Linked DNA regions of Homo sapiens: regions 1, 2 and 4 are each linked to region 3. A link is a contact called in ENCODE Hi-C or POLR2A ChIA-PET data. All regions are on one chromosome and are shown on one strand. Each heading gives the region's core, a stretch centred on a gene start or an enhancer-like site at or near the end of the contact. The rest is flanking DNA. Distances are from core to core; before and after follow the strand shown. Region 1 has its middle 180 kb from the start of LINC02015. Region 2 overlaps LINC00578 (long intergenic non-protein coding RNA 578). Region 3 overlaps TBL1XR1 (TBL1X/Y related 1). Region 4 overlaps LINC00578 (long intergenic non-protein coding RNA 578).

Region 1 (2,700 bases), core at 138-2,637, 940 kb after region 3:
ATCACTTGAACCCGGGAGGTGGAAGTTGCTGTGAGCCAAGATTGTGCCACTGCACTCTAGCCTGGGCAAAAGAGCGAAACTCCTTAAAAAAAAAAAAGCACCTCCTTCCCCTTCTGCCATGATTATAAATTTCCTGAGGCCTCCCCAGAAGCAGAAGTCTGTATAGCCTGCAGAATTGTAAGCCATTTAAGCCTCTTTTCTTTGTAAATTACCCAGTCTCAGGTAGTTCTTTATAGCAGTGCAAGAATGTACTAATGCATTCTGCTGCACAGGCTGGGGTGCAGTGGCGCAATCATAGCTCACTGCAGCCTCAAACTCCTGAGCTCAAGCAATCTTCCCATCTTAGTCTCCTGAGTAGCACAGACTACAGGTGCATGCCACTATGACTAGCTAATTATTTTATTTTTTGTAGAGACGGGGTCTCACTATCTTATCCAGGCTGGTCTCAAACTCCTGGTTTCAAGTGATCCTCCCACTTTGGCCTTCCAAAATGCTGGAATTACAGGCATGAACCACCACTACCTGGCCCATACTTGATTTTTTTTTTTTTTTTTTTGAGACGGAGTCTTGCTCTGTTGCCCAAGCTGGAATGCAGTGGCGTAATCTCGGCTCAATGCAAGCTCCGCCTCCCGGGTTCATGCCATTCTCCTGCCTCAGCCTACCGAGTAGCTGGGACTACAGGAGCCCGCCACCACGCCTGGCTGATTTTTTGTATTTTTAGTAAAGACGGGGTTTCACCATGTTAGCCAGGATGATCTCGATCTCCTGACCTCGTGATCCACCTGCCTCGGCCTCCCAAAGTGCTGCGATTACAGGCGTGAGCCACCGTGCCCAGCCTTGATTTTTTAAAGGTAGTTTCTATCTGTTGTAATTACTATTTGTTCCTATATATAATCCGTCTTTCCTACTAGATACCTTAACATATTAATAATGGCTATTTTATTCATCTGATTGCTTTAAAATCTAGGTCATTTCTTTGGTTTTGTGGATTGCTTTTACCATTAACAATTGATAGCTCTTTTTGGGTTTCATTTGTGTGCCTTGTAGTTTCAATTGAGTGATTCCATTGTGTGAAAAGGAATTACTGGGTCTGAGATTAATAGTATTTATGTCTGGAAAAGGACTTGCATCTTCTTTGGTGAAGTTCTTAGCATGGTGAGTGGATTTAATATAGTTAGTTGTTGATCTGGGCTTGGATTATTTTCCTTGATAATGCTGTTCTAATGTAGCACTGGCTTTAAATCTTACAGCATTTGTCTTCCATTAGCTTGTGCTTAGTGTGGTGCCTGGGGACCTGGAGGATCTTTCTCAGTGCTGGAGTTGTACTCTCTGGTTTTGGTAGAACCACCCTGCATAGCTGTGCCACACAGGGAGTTTCTCTCCTAGCTCGTGACCAGCAGTACACTGTTGTTGCATGTTAGTTTTGCTAGGTTTGTAATGGAATGATGGCATTTTTGTTTTGTTTTATTTTCCTGGTCAGTCTTAGGCAAGATTTGTGTGCCTGGGCCTCAGGGGTGGGGCTTTCTCTACATCCTGTTCTTCTTTTTCACCCCAGCCAAACACTGCTTTATATTTTTTTGTGGTCTTAGGTAGGAGTTTCCTGTTCTTCCTCCAGTTATGACAGATCTCTTTGTGTTATGAGTGTAGGATGCTAGGTTCAAGACAATTTCTTGCCTTTCCCCCAATGTCTTAGTCCATTTGGGGAGCTATAACAGAATGCTATTGACTGGGTGACTTATAAACAACAAATTTATTTCTTACAGTTCTAGAGGCTGGAAAGTACAAGATCAAGGTGAAATCAGACTCTGTGTCTGGTGAGGGTCCTCTTCCTGGTTCCTAGAAGGTCATCTCCTTTCTGCATCCCCACATTGCAGGAGGGTTGAGTGATCTCTCTGGGGTCTCATTATGAGGACACTAATTCCATTTCTGAGTGCTTTACTCTCATGATCTAATTACCTCCCAAAGGCACCAGCACACTGAGGATTAAGTTTCAACATATGAATTTTGAGGAGATACAAACATTCAGTGTATGGCACTCAAGTAGAAGGACTTTTGCTTTTACTTCCATCTCAGCAAGAATGGAGGCTGTGTCCTAAGGATGAGAAGCTTTTCTACTCCTTTCCCAATAAAATGTTGGTTTTATTCTACTCCTATACCAGAAGCAATGCATCTTTACCCATTTGCTGAGAGTGAGAGCGTTCATTGCCCTTCTCTAGAATATTAAGGCTTTTGTTTTGTAGGAAAGAACAGTTCAGGGAAGTAGGCACAGCTCTGGCCTGGTCATTAGTAACTGCCAATCATCTCCTTTATGCCTGTGCCACACTGAGTGGCACTCTTCCCTGTAACCTGCTCATCCTCCAGTCTTTCTTGTAAGCATCTGATAGAAGTCTGTGGAATAGAAAATGTGAGTGTTGGCTTCCCTACATCTGGTTCTACCAGCTCTTCTAAACTTACATGCTTGACCACACTTAGTATTGAAGAATTTATTAAGCTTTTGCTAAGTTGTTTTTATCCATTTTATGTTGTATACTCTGATGTAGGTGAATAAGTTTGTGTATCTGTTTTTTTTTTTTTTTTTTTTTTGAGGCTTGCCCTTCTTTGGAATTGCATTTATTTGATTGTCTTATATCATGAATTGAGTGTTGGTATCTCCCAAAATTTCATATGTTGAAATCCTAACCCTCAACATGATGGTATCAG
Region 2 (2,700 bases), core at 35-2,534, 540 kb after region 3:
ACTGGGAGCAATTCACTTGCTGAAGGAGACTACAGTGAAGTCTTCCAGAAACTCTGGGGAACTGGTCACATTCACAGGTCACAGGCTCTGACTCAGACGTGGCTTTGTCTAGGTTGTGGACTGCTGGAGTCTTTCCAGGAAGAGAACACCTTCCTTTTATCTTAAAACCATGCTGTGATTGCCCCAACATATTCCTGACTGCCCAAACCTTGTTAACTAGGCGAGCCAGATAGAATTTGAGTGCATGCTCATTAAGCATAGATGCTTGGATATACACATATACGTACAGCAAGGAGTCATGCCAGGAAAAGGTGCCAGACCCCAGTGCTGTGGAATTATACTGGATTTCTGTGGCAAAAGCATCATGGAAGACCCTTTTGCAAGGGAGTGGGCTTTGCCAGAGTTTTCATGCAGAGTCATAAGGATATTCCCTTTTAGCATTTGGCACCAGTTATTTTACACCAACTTGTGAAGCACAGTGCCAAGTTCTATTGCCTGGAATCTCCTTAAAGGTTTACTCAGATGTTGAAAGAAGCATCCAAAGTCATATTTTCTGTTGTTTATTCTTTTGCTTTTTTTTTCTCTTTGCAAATGAAAACCAGAGGTGTAAGTGTTCCATCCCAAAGGAGGAAGATTGTATCAAAAGCTATACCTCCTTCTGCTCACTCATACAACTCCCATGCACATCCCTTGGCTTTAATCACACAGCTTTCCACGCTGCTGACTATGCCAGGGCAACTCTGTTCTGCATGTCTGTATTGCTTCAGGGCACATTTCAGACCAGAACTGGATGGACTCACCTGGCTGGGTAATTTAGACATTTGTGGTTTGCAATGTTCCAGTGTGCTCCAAGCTATCCCAGCTTACTGGTTTCTTCCCAGGAAGTGGGAGAAGACTTTATCCATTTGTTTTCTGACAAGAGACATTATGGCCATAATTTAAGCAGTTTTCCAGAAGTTTGGCAGCAGAGGGTTACAATCTAGCAGGATTCGGTATTGCCTAAGCAAATTTGAATTTGTACTCTGGCTCACTCAGCCCATTTTAAACCCAGCAGCCTGGGGAGAATGAATCCTTATGAAATCAATGCGGTGGCTTCAGTTTCCTGTGGATGGCTTCCAGAAATGCTCCAGACATTGCTGAATGCTCTAGGTAGACTCTCAGTGCTTCGACCAAGGCACATTCAGACAAGCCTTTTTTGATTCACTACATATATTTCTGTTTAGAAGCGGCAAGGCTGAACTGATGACCCTGCAACGCGGTTTTGTTTCCCTCTCATTATCTATCTGGCTTCACAGGAAGTGAATGCTTGGCTGGTGAAGACAAAAAAGCTGTTCTCCAGCCTCATGCTTCATGGCTGGAACATAGCCAGTTTAGGCTTGTGAAGAGTCCATTAAAAACACACGGAGGCAGTTGAGGGATGGGATCTGTGTATGTACAGGTCTTTCAAACGTAGGCAGCCTATGTTTGGCTTATGGGGCTTGGAGGAGAGGCCTTCTTTGATGTGATTCTTGGATCACATATTGATTAAAAAAAAAACAACCAGAAGTCTAATACCCACTGTAATGCATCCAGCAGACAACCTCTTAGCATCTCTATAGAGACCTTTCCTCCTTTACTGGGTCACACTTAGGGCACATTTAGCTCTCAGATAACCTTAAATAACCCACAGTTCATTTCCTGTTGACTTCGTGTATCCTCTACTTCCTGAAAGGTTTTCTTCTTTTTTTTCAGTTGCCACTCATCGTTAATATGACATTCTCCAGGTCTTCTCCGCACTTCAGAATTCTCTTCTGGGCTTTTGAATGTTCTTGTTTTTTTGCTGAATTGTTTTTCCTGGGTTTTCATCTTCTCTTACCCTGTTCACAGTGGAGAGGGGACTACATTTCACCCCTGCTGTCTCAGAATGTTTCTCATGCTTAACATTCTATTTTCCTACTGACTTGGACAAATTGCATTATAACCTTTGATCTGGCACAGTTCAATCACATTTTGGCTGGAAATGTTTTACACATTAAAATGATGAAGGATGACTTTATTTGCCAGACAAAAGATGTTTAAAATGGAAAAAAAGAAAAAAAAAACTCAAAAAGGTCTTTCTGGAGCTACTGTATGAAAAAGACTCTTGAATATGTAAAAGCTTTTGGAACACAGAAGGGAGTCAGTTGCTTCACTTTAGAGTCAGTTTAGCAAAGGACGGATTTGTGGTGACTTGTCACGGCCTTGAGATTTTTGAAAGCAGGTCTCTCCAGAAAGCCTGTCCTTAAAGACAGAGTGGCTTCTTTCCCCTTTGGCTAAGACTGACTGCCAAATTTCACCAGGTTGCATACCCAATGGTGGAAAGTGCCAGCTTCTTGGCTTTGCATAGGCAAATTCCTACCTCCCTATTTTCTCTCCAGTCAATGCAGCAGTCTGTTTATGCTGTGCAGACGGATACCCACCAGACAGGGTTTTCTGAACCTACTAGTCTATTTAGGATCCAGTTTTTTTTTTTTTTTACAGTGCTGCAGCCTAATTAAGCTTGGCGATATCATTAAACTTCTATTCAATTCGATTACATTTTAGTTCAAATGTTATTGATGCCATCCACATGCCAGGACTGTGTTAGGCATTGGGGTGGGTGGCGAGAAATGGTCCATACCCTCACGAAACTTAGCGCCTAGCTTAATTTTCTCATATTTATCAATTTGATCCTGACGAACT
Region 3 (2,700 bases), core at 71-2,570:
TGTTTTGGCACTTCTCACTAATGTTTACCCTAGAGAAGTTCCAAACTTAAATGCTCTGCTTAAATGTTGAATTCAACTAGAATATTTTCTTTATTTCTAGCCATGGCATTACATAGCAGTTTAAAATTACTATGTTCAAAATCAATTTTCTTCTTCCCCTCCCTAAAACTACTTTTCCTTAGAAACTTCTGATCTCATTTCACTACACCTGAAAGTCATAGTCATCCTAACTCCCTCTTCTCTCTCGGTCCCTTGGCATTTGACAATTTACCAAATCCTACCATCCTACTCCAAATCCTACCACTCTACCATCTGTAGATGCTCATCACCTTACCTTTTCTGCCAGATCTGCGTTTAGTCCCCATTACCCTTTGCTATACACATTTCTTTCCCCTCCTCCTCAATTCAGTATATATGCCAAGCTACAGCTAGACTATTACTTGTAAAACAAAAAACTGAACATATCACTTCTTGCTTGAGAATTTTCAATGATCCCCTTGGCCTTCATAACAAAGGTCAAACGCCTAATTATGGCACACAGTTGTTTCTGTAATCTGGCTCTTCTGTCTCTCCAGTCTCATCTCAATACTACACACCCCGTCTCACTCCCATTACACAATAAATTCAAGTGGTGGCAAATTACATCTAACATCTTGAATATGCTGTGTTATACATCATGCCTCTGAGCCTTATGTCCTCCTTTGCTCTTTCTCCTATCTGAATGGAGGTGAAATCCTCTTTCACTACACCAGGGCTAACCAGTCTCTCCTACGCTGATCCTAGAATTTCTGTATGTGTGGCACTTACCACACTGGTTATCAACTGTGTGGCTATGGTTGTTTGCCTGTGTGTGACTACTAGACTGGGATCCTGACAAAAGGGTTTAAGTCTAGTAATCCTTTAATTCTGGGAAACTAGCACATTACCTGAGTCAACAAGTACTCAATAAACATTTTTTAAATTAGAATGCAATTATACTATAATGTATTTTGGCACATCAAAAAAATCTGTGACTCCAGAAAAAGCATATGACTTAAGTCTTCCTTGGAAAAATCTAAAACTTGAACTAGTTTTGTGCCAGAAGCTATTTCCATTTATCTGTAAATATATATATGCAGAAAAAGGCTTTTTCCAGGGACAGCTTTTGATTTATATAATAGGAGGCAAAAGAGACCACCTAAATCTGTTAGATGTTAAAATCCGGCATGACCATCTAAAATAGCATCCCTTCTTTCCAAGTGTAAGAGCAAATCTGATAGTACCTCTGTAATCAAGTACTCTAAACACTGACTAGGGTATTGAGACTCAGGGAGAAGAGAGACTCCAGAAAGAAATAAGACTGAAACACATGAAGTATATAGTCATTCAGTGACAGAGACGAGCAACGACAGCTGGCAGGGAGTGGGGTGGCACGCATGAAGATCACAAAACAGCCATTTTCTATAGATCGCTTGTTTCAGGAAGTGCTTTCTGTAAGGATGTTAGGGACTGTGTTCTCAAAGGGGAGTTAGTCATACAGAGCCTGCCAACTCTACCTTGCAAATAGGCAATACAAGAATAAGAAAATGGACTCTGAACACCATGATTATGGTACAGGATGACTAGATGAGACAAACTGGTAAAAAAGGCAAAGCTTAAATATGACCACAACATACTGCCCTAGTCTGAAACGAAAATCTGATTGATCCAAGGTCCTATATAAGCTTCAAGTCAGAAAAGCTCAGCAAATTATACTCATGTTCTCATCATCAAATGCTTTCTTGACTCCAACTCTGCCCTACAGATCCAGATTTTAGAAAAGGTAAATAGGATGGGGAAAAAATGACACAGGGGATCTTTGTTATTGAAGAGCTAGATCTAGTACTGATACACTAGCTATAAAATTTCGTGCCCTAATTTTGCCCTTAAAAATACATGTAACTATGAACATTTTATATAAATAATACTTTCTGAAATAATTTTAATAGCATCATAATATTCAGCCAGTAAATTATTCACGCCATAGCTGGACCTTCGAACTTTTCCAATGATCACTATTTTAAAAGAATATTACCTCAAATATCTATATGTATAGGCTTTTGCCATGTACAATGTGTGTTGTTTTTTTCTCCTTAGGATGGATTCCCTCAAAAGCTGAAGGGGATATAAGCATTTTAAAGAAGGTTTTCATCATTGCCAAATTGCTTTCCAAAAAGATTATTAATAATGCCAAAAGCAATTTCCATGTTTCCTTATACTCTCGCTATGCTGGCTAGTCCTAAAAAACATTGAACAAATTCTCTGTTTGGCAACTATTAAAGGACCATTGTCCCTTTGATAAGTGTGCTAGCAGGAATGTGTAATACGAATTTCCTGTGTCAGCAAAAAATGGTAATTCAGCTTACAAAAAGAGGAGAAAAACTTATTTGGGAAAAAAAAAGAATTGTAATTATCAGCATTTATGACAACTGCTTGCTGTTTATTGTCAATTAGTCATGGATACAACCATGTGTGTAAAATCAAGGTTATTCTGTATTTCATTTGATTATAAAACAAAACTATATACCTACTTGCACTTCTGTAGCTGGTCATCTACTGATAAAAACTAAAAGGCAGACTGAAGGCGGACATACCAGACGCTGAGCTCTCTTCACTGCAGTTCTTCATGACTAGAAGCACATTACTGATAACCACTTCAACCTGACTCCATCGAATACACTG
Region 4 (2,700 bases), core at 182-2,681, 590 kb after region 3:
CTTGGTTGTTCTCAATCATAGTGTTCCTTTGGAATTATGATAGCTAAACTCATCAATGCAGAGCAGGTTAGCTCCTGGATATGCCATTAGAATCATCTTCTACAATATTTTGGTTTATCTTTTATTCTGTCTTAACACTTACCACATTGTTTAAAGTGAGGTCTGAAATAGTTGCATCTTCTATGCATTTAACTCAAGCAATTTGACCTATAAACCAATGGCAATGGGGCAGGGGCTAGAAAGAAGTCAAGAAGACAGGGTTAGATTAAAAGATCAAGAAGGAGGGAGAGTGAGAACAGAGGCAACACTTGATGTAAAAAACATTTCTGTTGAAAAAGCAGTGGGTTTAAGTTGGGAGATATTGAACCAAATTGCCTATTTGCGCTTTGTACCCTGTGCACTCTGAGCGTGCAATTTGCTATCTTTGAATCCATCTACAGGGAACAGATAATCCCTTTTCGATAAGTATCTTAAAAATGTGGGGCCGCATATGTTGCTTGTTTTGACCATACGTTCTGCTCCTCTCATTTGATTAATAAGAATCATGAGCAGCTCTAGAAAGAAGAGGGGTCTACAACTTTCCTTCTGGGCTGAGTGGGCAGGTGAACGACAGGGCGGGAGGGCCCATTGGAAAGGACTCTGAACCCTCCACTTCTTGGGGCCATACTGGGTCTCAGCTGAAATCAAGCTGTTTGTCTGGGGCATGGAAAAGGTTAATGAAACTTCTCCTCGTCATCTCTCCCTCTCTCACTGTGAGGTGACTGTTGCAGTGGGTGCAGACTCAGCCTGGGAGAGCTTATGTGCTCCTGCTTAATTGTTTGGGAGCTAAACAACAGACATGGAACAGTGAGAGGCAAACTGTTTCCTGGGTATATGTTCAGAGGGGCACTGCTTAAAGCACTTCAAGCCCTCCCCCAACCCCCTACCATTGTTTTTGAAATGAGGTGAAGTAATTATATGAATAAATGGAATCCCAGAAAATCACAAGAGAAGAAAACTCCTTCTCCCCATTCAGATTATTTTCAGACAGCTCATTTACTAAACGCCAGGCAACCATTCCCTTTCAGCGTTCTTTCTCCATTGCCAGCTCAGCTCCTGGCTGCTGCTGTGCTGGGTGCTGGGTCCCAGGCTCCACCACAGGGATGGTTCTGGCTCAGCAGTTTGCATAGCCCAGCCCCCTCCACAACCTCCCATGCCCACGGCACTGCCACCAAGCACACCACCTGAGAGCAGTAGTGAAGCAGTGGGCACTGTCACAGGGACCAGAAAACTGTTAGAGGAGAACATCCACCGCGGATTTCTCTAGAGCTGCAGCTGTGGGAGGCACTTTGGCCTAGCAGCATCTGTCAGAGATATTTTCAGAAACCAACTTAATACAAAAGACACACACTGCAATATTAATGGTAGTCTCTGTACATCCGATGTTTGAGAGCCGTCCTTTGTGCCATGATGTACCTTGATGGCAGCTGCTCGAGTTGTCAGATCCTGTAAAAGCCACAAAAATAACAGCACAATACTTATTGGCTGAATGGTTTTGAAACAGGAAATGTTTCTAGCATGAAAGAAGATGAAATTTATGCTAACAACCAAAATAATCTCAAATCTGGGTTATTAAAACCAATATTGTATTTTTAAGAAGCTGCACAAACTTAGCTAACAGACTTTAAGAAAACCAAGTAGGCCGGGGTGTGGTGGTTCATGCCTATAATCCCAGCACTTTGGGAGGCCAAGGCGGGCGGATCACGAGGTCAAGAGATTGAGACCATCCTGGCCAACACGGTGAAACGCCGTCTCTACTAAAAAATACAAAAATTAGCTGGGTGTGGTGGCATATGCCTGTAGTCCCAGCTACTCAGGAGGCTGAGGCAGGAGAATTGCTTGAACCCTGGAGGTGGAGGTTGCAGTGAGCCGAGATCGTGCCACTGCACTCCAGCCTGGAGACAGAGCAAGACTCCGTCTCCAAGCCAAGAAAAAAAAAAAAAAAAAAGAAAACCAAGTGATTCTGAGTGGCATTAGATAAAATGAGCAACGTTAACTGTGGAAACAACGTAACTGTGGAATTAGCATGATAGTAATGAATCAGGACTGTTCATTCCTCTCTACTTTTTATTTGGTGGTTGAGGGATTAAATCTTTTTTATAAATGGGGGAAAAAACAAAAGTCTCAAAGTGGTGTGGAAAATTCCGTTTTCAGGTGCCAGGTCATGTATACATCACTGATTATTTTCATTGGAAAGCATAATAAATCTCCACAGGACACAAAGCAAAAACTTTGGGTTATTTCAGGTATTAGTTACATTTTCAAAAAGTTTTTCTAATGCAGTCTTTTATTTCTCTTATTGGTTTACACATATTTGTCATGAACTACCACCCAAAGAACAGTTTTATAGCCATACTCAGCACCAGGTTTCATTACATCGATTGTGCAGATCAAGAAACCCGTAGTAATAAGGACATGGCAACACAGATAAGCAGCTCCAAATCCTTACACATTGGCCAAGCAGTAAGGGGCATTCTGATTTGCTTTCAAATGTCTATTCAATTTGTTCAAATGGGCAAGAATTCCCTCACAACTCAGAAGACATTTCTATGAAATATTTTCATGCCTTTGGATAATTTTTCAGCAGTAAAAATGGAGGAGAGAAGAGGCTGAAAGGAAAAAAATATATCTCTAATTTTCTTCTGCCCTAGATATAAATAT

Evidence for each region. Hi-C counts contacts between places; a loop is a spot of excess contacts on that map. ChIA-PET counts read pairs that join two places held with the same protein, here RNA polymerase II (POLR2A). Pooled maps may share reads with other maps.
Region 1: a loop to region 3 is called in a map of naive thymus-derived CD4-positive, alpha-beta T cell, with 2.3 times the contacts of the local background. The contact joins two enhancer-like sites. A Hi-C loop is called at or near these places in 1 of 168 maps with a recorded cell type or tissue (naive thymus-derived CD4-positive, alpha-beta T cell) and 7 of 50 pooled maps. POLR2A ChIA-PET finds 5 or more read pairs at or near these places in 2 of 52 experiments (activated naive CD4-positive, alpha-beta T cell and naive thymus-derived CD4-positive, alpha-beta T cell).
Region 2: a loop to region 3 is called in a map of naive thymus-derived CD4-positive, alpha-beta T cell, with 2.7 times the contacts of the local background. The contact joins two enhancer-like sites. A Hi-C loop is called at or near these places in 7 of 168 maps with a recorded cell type or tissue (CD4-positive, alpha-beta T cell, CD4-positive, alpha-beta memory T cell, CD8-positive, alpha-beta T cell and 3 more), 7 of 37 single-sample maps with no recorded cell type and 19 of 50 pooled maps. POLR2A ChIA-PET finds 5 or more read pairs at or near these places in 1 of 52 experiments (AG04450).
Region 4: a loop to region 3 is called in a map of CD8-positive, alpha-beta T cell, with 2.5 times the contacts of the local background. The contact joins two enhancer-like sites. A Hi-C loop is called at or near these places in 2 of 168 maps with a recorded cell type or tissue (CD8-positive, alpha-beta T cell and PC-3), 2 of 37 single-sample maps with no recorded cell type and 1 of 50 pooled maps. POLR2A ChIA-PET finds 5 or more read pairs at or near these places in 2 of 52 experiments (CD4-positive, alpha-beta memory T cell and activated CD4-positive, alpha-beta T cell).

Annotation. Positions count from the first base shown.
Region 1 is chr3:178,000,409-178,003,108 of GRCh38, forward strand. No RefSeq gene overlaps it. Among named protein-coding and RNA genes, the nearest start is that of LINC02015, 180 kb to the left of the region's middle. Within about 2 kb of position 1,388, at least 3 of the 41 ENCODE cell types and tissues checked have a DNase peak (open chromatin) inside an H3K27ac peak, as active enhancers do.
Region 2 is chr3:177,596,352-177,599,051 of GRCh38, forward strand. The region is part of intron 2 of LINC00578 (long intergenic non-protein coding RNA 578); the gene reads left to right. Among named protein-coding and RNA genes, the nearest start is that of LINC00578, 160 kb to the left of the region's middle. Within about 2 kb of position 1,285, at least 28 of the 41 ENCODE cell types and tissues checked have a DNase peak (open chromatin) inside an H3K27ac peak, as active enhancers do; they include CD8-positive, alpha-beta T cell, where a contact is called at or near this core.
Region 3 is chr3:177,056,516-177,059,215 of GRCh38, forward strand. The region is part of intron 3 of TBL1XR1 (TBL1X/Y related 1); the gene reads right to left. Among named protein-coding and RNA genes, the nearest start is that of TBL1XR1-AS1, 20 kb to the left of the region's middle. RefSeq lists enhancers at 1,479-1,538, 1,579-1,648. Within about 2 kb of position 1,321, at least 4 of the 41 ENCODE cell types and tissues checked have a DNase peak (open chromatin) inside an H3K27ac peak, as active enhancers do; they include CD8-positive, alpha-beta T cell, where a contact is called at or near this core.
Region 4 is chr3:177,641,505-177,644,204 of GRCh38, forward strand. All of the region lies in intron 3 of LINC00578 (long intergenic non-protein coding RNA 578), which reads left to right. Among named protein-coding and RNA genes, the nearest start is that of LINC02015, 170 kb to the right of the region's middle. Within about 2 kb of position 1,432, at least 6 of the 41 ENCODE cell types and tissues checked have a DNase peak (open chromatin) inside an H3K27ac peak, as active enhancers do; they include CD8-positive, alpha-beta T cell, where a contact is called at or near this core.